Linked DNA regions of Homo sapiens: region 2 is linked to region 1. A link is a contact called in ENCODE Hi-C or POLR2A ChIA-PET data. All regions are on one chromosome and are shown on one strand. Each heading gives the region's core, a stretch centred on a gene start or an enhancer-like site at or near the end of the contact. The rest is flanking DNA. Distances are from core to core; before and after follow the strand shown.

What was found. A loop is a pair of places that touch in the nucleus more often than their neighbours do. ChIA-PET counts read pairs that join two places held with the same protein, here RNA polymerase II (POLR2A). Pooled maps may share reads with other maps.
Region 2: a map of MCF 10A shows a loop between it and region 1 (5-fold over the local background). The contact joins two enhancer-like sites. A Hi-C loop is called at or near these places in 12 of 168 maps with a recorded cell type or tissue (B cell, CD14-positive monocyte, CD4-positive, alpha-beta memory T cell and 7 more), 27 of 37 single-sample maps with no recorded cell type and 15 of 50 pooled maps. POLR2A ChIA-PET finds 5 or more read pairs at or near these places in 3 of 52 experiments (B cell, GM12878 and activated CD4-positive, alpha-beta T cell).

Annotation. Positions count from the first base shown.
Region 1 is chr6:137,307,712-137,313,020 of GRCh38, forward strand. LOC105378017 (a long non-coding RNA gene) reads right to left here. Exons shown (of 3, transcript XR_943043.1): 2 at 715-845. Among named protein-coding and RNA genes, the nearest start is that of IFNGR1, 91 kb to the left of the region's middle. Within about 2 kb of position 1,565, at least 2 of the 41 ENCODE cell types and tissues checked have a DNase peak (open chromatin) inside an H3K27ac peak, as active enhancers do.
Region 2 is chr6:137,154,778-137,159,864 of GRCh38, forward strand. It overlaps IL22RA2 (interleukin 22 receptor subunit alpha 2), which reads right to left. Exons shown (of 7, transcript NM_052962.3): 3 at 3,570-3,705; 4 at 1,982-2,077; 5 at 164-342. Among named protein-coding and RNA genes, the nearest start is that of IL22RA2, 16 kb to the right of the region's middle. Within about 2 kb of position 1,359, at least 3 of the 41 ENCODE cell types and tissues checked have a DNase peak (open chromatin) inside an H3K27ac peak, as active enhancers do.

The sequences.
Region 1 (5,309 bases), core at 315-2,814:
CCTTTCTGCATAACAGTGTCTGAATTTGCAGGACTCTGTACCCAATAAGTGTTGTTAACTGATTGGTAATCTGTGATTTCAGTTATTTTGTGATCAGACTTAGCACCACCTGCATTTACAGATGCTCCACAATAGGCCTGACCTGAGAGTGCTAATGACACATGGTTTTTTTAATTGTTTATTATGTGCCAGACATTTTGTAAATAAAATCTCATTTAATAACGTTAAACTGTACTTAAAGCATCTAGTTATTTAGAAGTCACATAGCTGTAAAAACAGCCCACTTGTCAAATCCAATAATTATGAGTATTACTTATCATATTTTATGCTGCGTTAGGTCTAAAGGCATATATAGATATTGCTTATCCTAATATTTTTTCCAAGGCAAAGTGTAGCTACTTAGGTCAAACTGTAAAGTCTAATTATGTTGACACATAGAGCAAGGATTAAGGCATTAAATATTTGGGATTTCTATTCATATTTTAAAAGTCACAGAAAATTACATTTCTTGACCCTTTTTTTTCCACATTTTAATTATGCCAAAAATGATTTTAACTAAACATTTTTCCTTATCAGAAAAAAAACCTGGCTTAAAAACAGTGTCTTCTCTCTATCTCTGGCAATATCAATATTGATATATAAAAAGGACAGTATATACAGGTAACTTTCCTAAGCCTCCCAAGACCCCTTTCATAATCCAGGCTATGTGCTTACTCCATAATGTTGTACAGTCCTGGTGGGGTCTGCTTCGCTGTTTCCAAACTGTGAGGAGCTTTGAAAACCATCCAGTCCCATTTCTTGGTTTTACAGATGGTGAAATGAAGGCCCAGAGAGATAAAATTAACCTAAGCAAAGTCATTGAAGAATAGGAAAGAGTAGTGTAAAATCACACTGCTAGAAAAAAAATCTTCCTTCATAATTAATTTTGAAAATTCCATGTCTAATCTGGAACTAAATATTCCCTGTAAAAGAAAATTCCTTGAATACCATGGATAATGCATTCTAATATCTAACAACCTTTTTAGTCAGAAGTGTCATTCTTGAGTGTAATAACCTCTTTTCATGCAAATTAAGCTTATTTCCACTTGTTAGATGCTTAACAGAGATGGATGATAGTCACTTTAGTAATTATAATCACACAAATGTGCATTAAAATATTTGTCAGTGTTAACTTATGCTCCATTATTTTCTTTGTACTTGCTAAAGAATTCAACATTTAAAATTTTCTAACATGTCTTTGCTTCCCATCCCCAGTTACTGAGACAGAAATCTCAATATCATGATTTGCTCCTCTATATTTTTCACTTTTACCTCTAATAAATTACTAAGGCCTGTTTGGTTTTGTTCCTTTGGTAGCCCTCAAATCTCCCAACCTTAATGTCACAATTTAATTTATACCACAGTCATTTATCACATTTCTCACATTATCACATTTCACTTGTGATAATTGCTGATTGATTAGTCAGCAATTATTGTGACAACAGCCAATTCTAAAATCTTGGTTGTTTAACGAACAAACAAACATTTATTTCTTGTTTGTGTTACATGAAGACAGCAGGTTAACCGCAGGTTTGACTGGGAGGGGTGGGGCTTGCCTGAGTCTAGCCGGGCTTGCCTGACTTTGGCTCGGCTCCACATCTTATGTCATTCCAGGGCTCAGGCTGAGGCAGCAGTTCCTGTTTGAGGTTAACTAGTCTCATGGCCAAGGGAAGAAGCTCAGGAAGGACAGAGCCACATCACATACACTTAAAACTTCTGCTCGGAGGTGGCATATGTTAAGTCCACTAGGATTCTGTTGGCCAGAGTGAGTCCTGTGGCCAAGCTCATAGTTGTTAGGATAGGGCAGTATACTATACCCACAGGAGAGTGTGCTCAGAGTCAGGAGGGAGCCAACAATTGCGAACAAGTAATGGAGTCTATCACAGTTGGTAGCCTGCCTACAGTTGTGTTTCTCTCCAATTCAGCCTCCATACTAACTCACAAACAGGTCAGGTGATACTTAGCAGCCTTAGAATTAAATCCAATCTCCTAACCATGGCTTCAAAGCTCATGTTAGTCTGGCTCCTTTATACCTACTGCTACTTTCATCCCTCTCCATTCCCCATCTGAAACCCTACCCTCTAGGCACAGGAAACCTGTATTAGTTCCCCAGAATAAGCCATAAGTCATATTTCTCTATTGTTAGGGTCTCTGCTCATTTTCTTTCCCCTCTCAGGAACACTCCTACCCACATTTCACCTGGCTCACTTCTGCTGGTCCATCAACGCTTTCCTGACTCTTCACACAGAGTTCAGAACTCATTTTATGTTTTCCCAGAGTATCCTCCGCCCCTCTATCAATACTTACCCCACTGAATTGTAATTGGCTGATTACTTATTTACATCTCTCACTACACTGAAAACTCCCTGGGATGGACACAATTTCTACTGTATTGCACCCCAGTCCTTGGCACAATAACTTATTTAGCAATTGTTTGTTAAATTCATGAGAAAATAATTTTTTTCTGCATCGTGTTATTACTGTATATGTAAAGTCAACCTGATTATAGTACTTTCTCAAAAACTTTCAAATCATTTTCTCATGCAATGAGAAAATTGCATTTAGGGATTTTGCATTTTATTTTTATGTGAATAGATCTCATATATATGTCATAGCTCTACTTTGCTAGTTTGGCCACTTTGGGGGAATATGTAACTACAAACAACGTTAGATTTCAGACTCTTCATCTGCAGTACAAGAACAATGCATGTTGGAATAATTTTGAAAATGAAGTAATATTGCATACACTAGGTACACTAAACCCAAACATGTAATAAAGTGCCTAAAGTTTTTTTTTAATTTTCATTATTTTTTTCATTTCTGATCATTGTGAATTGACTTTTACTTTTTTTCTCTCTACCACGCCCCACGGAAAAAAAAGTTGCTAATTAATACATTTTCTACTAGTTGAAACAGGGAGGAAATATTAGTTCAAATTGTCTAAGTTTATCCAGTTAGATGGTAGCAAGCTAGGATTAAAACTAGCCTTTCAATTTTCTATTCAGTGTAGTATCCACTTTTCTCTGTCTCTTTTTTTTTGCTTGCATAGATATCACTCAGTTTTCTTTCAAGGAAATGTCTAAATTTACTATTTGTAAAACAAAAGCATATTATTAAACTTTTTTTTTTTGGTGCAGGAAGAAGAGACACAAAGACTTTCTTTGCAAGGCAGGATTTTTTCTTATATTTGATTATGCAAACTTTTGGGGCCTGAATTGTCACATAAACATTCAATTTCCTCATTCATTCATTCATTCATTTATTCATTGATTAGGCCTTTATTAAGAGCTGGGGTGAAAGAAGATTTAGGAACCTCTTCAGAGAAATAAACCTTGAGAGAGAAATAGAATCTTCTAGAAGAGAAGAGGAACGAATAGCATCCTTGGCCCAGACAGTCCTGGAAAACAATAACCTGAACATTGCTGTGCGTGGTGGCTCCTGTCTGTAATCCCAGCTACTTGGGATGCTGAGAGGGAGGATGGCTTAAGTCCAGGATTTTGAGTACAGCCGGAGCAACATAGTGAATGCCTGTCTCTAAAATAATAATAATAATGATAATAATAATAATAATAATAATAAAAAATAACCTAAACATCCTTCTAAATGACCAGTTTCTTATTTCTCTACATAGAACTATGCAGACAGCTCTTCGTGAGATCTTGACTATAGTACAATGATTTTTATTATTGACCAACTTCACCCTGCTCCTATACAGACTATAAATTTCTGGGCAGCAGAAATCATCTCTCTTTCATCTTGCATTAAACTAGCACCTAGTCCAGTGTCTTGAACATAGTAGGCACTCAAAATGTTTGAGAGGCACATGCCTATGTTTTAAAATGTCTGATTTAGGTAATTGGGTCCTCTTGATCATTTTGCTGGTCTGAGGCTGATGGACATTAACTGATAAACAGACCATCATTGCTTAAATCTCCTCTTTTGTGCATTCTGGAGACACTACCTCTATTACCTGTTCTTCAGTTGCCCTTACTCACCTCCTCTCTTCACCTCTCTTTCAGTACTTCTTTTTAATTGTTGCTGCTCCTATTCATTAAGCCATTTGAAAATGTGGGCTTGCTTTCCTGATCGGGCAGCATCTGTGACCCTAAAGGAACTCATGATTCAATCCTTCATGTGAATACTTAATAACACATTTGAAGATAACCTTTTACTTGCACACTAGATATGCACCAGAATTTAATCTTATTTTCTGCATTTCCTACAATATAAAAGTCAAGTCCCTTACCAAGACTTTTGTTTCAGAGACTTAAGATCCCATTGCCCTTGATGGGGTTCAGGACTCACTATCCCAAAATATGGAACCTTGGCATATTGGGCATTTTAAGCTGAAGTAATTTGAGAAAACTGCAGAAGTGGGAAAGTCACTCTCACTTGCTTTCCCACTCCTGCTGCTGGCCTTCTTCCGGTCATAAAACCTGGGAGGATATTCTGACCCTCCCCTGAATAAGGTCATAAGACTCTCATGTGAGAGATGCTTTCCTTATACCCAGAGGACAGGAATATCCTTCTCTCTGAAGATGAAGGGTAACAGAGAAGAATCTGAACAAACAGGCCTTTTCCCAGTTAATGGTAATAAACTTCTTCCAGTTTATTACCATTAGATGATACTCTTTTTGCCCTGTCATATTTCTTCATGACTGTCCACTCTTCATCAAATCTACTATAAAAAACATTCAGGTCCGGGTGCAGTGGCTCACGCCTGTAATCCCAGCACTTTGGGAGGCCGAGGCGGGTGGATCACGAGGTCAGGAGATCGAGACCATCTTGGCTAACACGATGAAACCCTGTCTCTACTAAAAATATGAAAAATTAGCCGGGCATGGTGGCGGTCGCCTGTAGTTCCAGCTACTCGGGAGTCTGAGGCAGGAGAATGGTGTGAGCCTGGGAGGCGGAGCTTGCAGTGAGCCAGGATCCCACCACTGCACTCCAGCCTGGGCAAGAGGGTGAGACTCTGTCTCAAAACAAAACAAAACAAAACAAAAAACATTCAGGTTGAACTGTTTCTTCAGGTCTTCATTTCCTTATGAAGGCTCTGGTATCATGTACAATTTATATTAAACACATTTCTATGCTTTTCTTTCATTACTTTTTTTTTTTTTTGAGACAATGTCTTGCTCTGTCACCTAGGCTGGGGTGCAGTGGTGCAATCATGGCTTACTGCAGCCTTTACCTCCCAGGATCAAGCAATCCTCCTGGATTTTTGTAGATACAGTGTCTTCCTATGTTGCCCAGGCTGGTCTCAAACTCCT
Region 2 (5,087 bases), core at 109-2,608, 150 kb before region 1:
TAGGATAATAAAAGCTATCTCCTAGAGTTGTTCTGACAATTAGACCAAAAGAGATAATGATGTAGAGACCTCAGCAAAGCACAAGGCCTAGTCACTAGCCGTGCTCCGGGAGGGCTGTCCAAAAGCAGGAAGAACAAGGGCAAAGAAACTCCATGGAACTCACTTTCCCACCAGGGAGTGAACCGCGGCGTCATGCTCCATTCTGAGTAGCTCCCAGCCGAGGCCGCCCTCACCCTCCCGTAATAAGGTTCCTGTATGTCTGAGGTTTCACTGGTAAGGTCACAAGAGAGTTCTTGAGTACCCCAACAGTCTTCTTTATTTTTCCATTGTCTCTGTCCATATCTGTAGCAGGGAAAAGGCAAAGATCTGAGTTTCTTTTCTCCACTCAAGGAGTCTTCAGTATTTTCAGACTAATAATTTTTTATACCTGATTCTAGTAGCAATACCACCATGATAGCTTATGGCTCCTCTTCAGAATCTTTAAAAAAATTCCTTCTTATTAACTGTTTCAGTCCATTTTCTGTTGCTATAACTGAATACCCGAGACTGGGTAATTTATAAAGAAAAGGAATTTATTTCTTACAGTTTTGGAGGCTAGGAAGTCTAATGTCTAAGAGCCATAAGAGCCACATCTGGTGAGGGCCTTCTTGCTGGTGGGGACTCTCTGCAGAGACTTAAGGTGACAGAGGACTTCACAGGGATTCAAGAGAGATGGCATATACATATATATACATATATATATAAAATATAAAATATATATAAAACAGACCAACTTTTTTGATAACTAGCCCACTTCCTCAATAACACATTAATTCGTTAATCCATCAATGGATGAATCCATTCATGGGGGCAGAATCCTCATGACCCAATCATCTCCCCAAAGTCCCACCTCTCAACATTGCTGCACTGGGGATCAGGTTTCCAACACATGAACTTTTGGGGGACACATAGAAACCACAGCATTACCTAAAGTGCTGTCTTGCTGGAAGATAAACATCCCTGACGCTTTCTGTATCACTAACATAAGGGTTTTAACCTTTTTTTTAATACTTGGCAAAATGTTCTTTCTGGTGTGTGGACTGACTTCCATTTTTGAATACTCACTCTCCACATCCTTAATGCTCTGTGGTTTTGGCTGTTTGTGGTTTTTCTCCACTTCTCATCAGCTTGCTGTTGAGTAATGTGGCTGCTTCTGAGAAGTTGCTACCACTTTTCATCTCAGGTGTTGCCTACCCAACATACATGATTAATCTCTTTATTGAAAATTGACGGGAACTTTTATTGAGGACTATATATGGAGCCCTGTAATTAGGGGTTGGGAGAGGGGGAGGGAATCCCATGAAAAAAGGTAGTGAGGCAAGAGGCAGAGTGGTTGACTCAGCCTGAGGCCACAGGATGGTGTAATAGTCAAAGGGAAGATTCACGCTTTGTTTCCTTACCTGCCATAAATCAGACCAATGTAACAAAGTGATGGTGGGGAAAAGAGAAGGAATTGGAGTCTGGGGAGAAAGGTTTCCCAAAATATTTATTGAAAGACTTGAAATCTAGCTTTCTAGACACATAATAAGGAAGATAGACGGTATCTATACTCGGTAATCTACATGGTGACAGCAGTTTCATTCCATCACAATTAAAGCAGAACCACAACATATATTGAGTATAATTTGATGTTTTAAAATTATTATTTATTTATAATAAGTCTTGAACTTAGCTGTAATGACAGACTTCTCTTTTAAAATAATATCTCATTGTTTATCCTATTCTAAACGCAAGGGATATAACAGTATTATAGCCCATGAACTGGATACACCAAAGTGAAAGTTTTCAAAATTATAAATTTGTCTTGTGCTGTTGAAAATCCCTTAGAGACAGGAATGGATTCAGGTATTCTGGGGTCTGAAATTTATACAATCTTGGTCCATTTAATGTTTCTATAACAGAACACCTGAGGCTAGGTAATTGATAAGGAAAAGAGGTGTACTTAGCCAATGTTCTGCAGCCTGGGAAGTTACAAGAAATGTGCTGCCAGCATCCACTTGGCTTCTGGTGAGAGCTTTTCATGCTGCATGAGAACATGCTAGAGAAGGTCAATGGGGAAAACAGATCGTGTGAAGAGGCCAAACTCAAGGGGCATCCTGGCTTTACAACAACCACTCTCATAGAAACATTTCCATGACAAATTCAGTCTTGCAAGAGTGAGAACTCACTCAACTGCAGCAATAATGGTACCAAGCCATTCATGAGTGCTCCATCCCCATGACCCAAACACCTCCTACGAGGCCCTACTTCCAACACCACCACACTAAGGATCAAATTTCAACATGAATTTTGGTGGAGACAAACTCAAACCATAGCAGCTTGGGAGTCCTCTTTAGGAAAAGATTTATAAATATAAAATCCTTGCATTGGGGTCCTGAAGTTTAATCTTCATTAGATTCATGGTAAAACAGTTTCTAATCTTCTTAGTACTTTGGACCACAAATAGGTCCACTTTTGACCTATTTATACTACTCCAGGGGAAGCATAAAAAGAGTACCAATCTTTACTTTCTGCATGCTGAAAGTATCTCCAGCAATGCACAAATCTACTTTTGTAATGGAGAAACCTTCATTGTAAAGATTTGTACATTTTACAATCGCTACATAAAATATGTAGAGAGAAGTCGTAGCGGTTAAAGATGGAGATGCTTCTGGGGATATTCCTTCCGAAATTAATTAGCAGGAAAATCTGACCTAGGACCTACCCCATGCTGGAGAGACATGGATGAATTTATGGGATAAAAATTGCTACTTTGGCCATAGCTGCATTTGATTTCCTGAATTTCTATTGAAAAACCATGAAAGCTAAACTGTAATATCTCCTGTCTCACTGTCAGGAGACAGGATTGAGCCTCAACCCCCCTCACCCCCCCAGAAATATATGAGTGGAAAAACCTGACATTTTCAAGTCAAGAGTGTTTGTTTCCAAGCCTTGAGCCAGGAAAGGAGTAGATTATATCTGAGTTTTGGCAATGATCCAGCAGGAGTAGCCTGAGGATCACACGAGAGGAACATGCAGCAGCGTGTTCCAGTTTGTGTTCATGCTTACGAGAGTCATTAGTTTTTGAAAGGAATTTTCTAAATAGTAAATCCACTCTGAAAGTGACTTTTAAATTAAAACCTTATTTTACACACTCACCACCATGTTTGCCACAACTTCTTTTTCAACTACCGATAGTTTCACTCACTGAGTACTCGCTATGTGCTAATAAGTTGCTTCCAACATTCGCCTGACAAATCTATATTGAGAACCCACCATGTGCCAGGCTCCTCCATGGAGGCAAAGGCTGAGCCTGTGAGGTCTTGGTGCAGGTCTAGGGCTGAAGTATCTGCCCAGTGCACTGCATACCATCATGCATTTTGAGTCCCCAGGCAGCCTTCAGGGGAGACAAGTCACTGTTATCCTGACCTTGGCTTCTTCTCAACCCCTCTGAAACTGAAAAAAAGCTCGGATCCTAACACTCCATTGCATTCTAGAACATGTTATCCCAGTGCCATCTCTATCAGCTGAAGGAGGCTCAATTTACTTACATTTTGTACTGCACAAAATAGACACTGCTGTTGCCAGTAAGTGCCCTCCCAGGCTGCCATTGCAAAATGTTGTGAAAATTTCGGGACTGAAATTGTACCCTCTGAGGCTTCAGAGACTCATGCGTTGACTGAGTTCCTAAGATAATAAGAGAAGGAAGAACATTGAACGTTGCTTGGAGCACTGCTGTTCCCAGCAGTAGTTTTCAGTGGAATACCTGCATCAGGATTCCCTAAAGTAGTTGCTCTAAGTGCAGATAGTAGAGGTGGAGCCCAGAAATCAACATTTTGAATCTTCAATGCAATGATTTTGATGCACGCTAAAGTCTCAGAATAATGAGTTCCAGATCATAAACATGTACGTGATACCTTCCCACCCTATTTCCCAGGCTGTGGGGGAAGTAAATTGCATTAAAAAAAATATTGCTCTTATTTTGTTCCCAAATAGTGATGGAATATAATGACTGAGATGAAAGACCCACACTAAGACCACCAACCATCTTCTTAGGAATCACTATATTGGTACTACTCAAGCAAAATTTGCTAGTGACCACTTCTGGGCTCCAGGACCTCAGCCCAGCACTCAGTCCCTCCTTTCGCAGGTTCTTGCTCAATCTCTGGGTCCTGCTTCCAGGTAGGTCTGCCTTTGCTGTCCCACTCCTGAATGGCTGTATTTACCTGCCTGCATCCTGGCTCCAAGTATCCAAGCATAATCCCTCAGATGAAATGGTCATGCTAATGAGGAAAACTGCCCAAGACCCTGCTGGGGGGTAGTGTTTCTGAGACTAATCATGGCATGGCATGGGATAATTTTGCACTGGCATGACTTGTGCTTTCTTCCTCAAATCAGGCAACATAGGTGGTACAACCTTGCTTGCCTTTAGTTGCATGGAGGCAAGAGAATTTTGGCAAAATTTTACTTAGGGTTCAAGGTTTTTTATAAGGGATAAGAAGTTGGGCAGAAGGAGGAGTCAAGAAGCATATCTTTTTTTTTTGGATGGAGTTTCACTCTTGTCGCCCTGGCTGGAGTGCAGTGGCGTGATCTCAGCTCACTGCAACCTCTGCCTCCCGGATTCAAGCGATTCTCCTGCCTCAGCCTCCTGAGTAGCTGGGATTACAGGTGCCCGCCACCATGCCTGGCTAATTTTTTTGTATTTTTAGTAGAGATGGGGTTTTGCCATGTTGGGCAGGCTGGTCTCGAACTCCTGACCTCAAGTGATCCGCCCACCTCGGCCTCCCAAAGTGCTGGGATTACAGGCGTGAGCCACTGCACCCGGCCAGGAAGCATATCTTCTGTTTTCTCCCTGACCTCATCTTCTGTCACCCCGACCCCTGTGTTTGCAGTGTTGACTCCTTCACTTGCTCCACCATGACTCCAGTGACTCTGCCTTAGGGCCTCTGCACTGGCCCTTCCCTTTTCCTGGTCTGCTCTTCCCCTGGATTTCACATGGCTCATTTCTCCACCTCCTTCAAGTCTTTGCTCAAATGTATCACGTTATTGAGATGGTTAAAAAAACACTT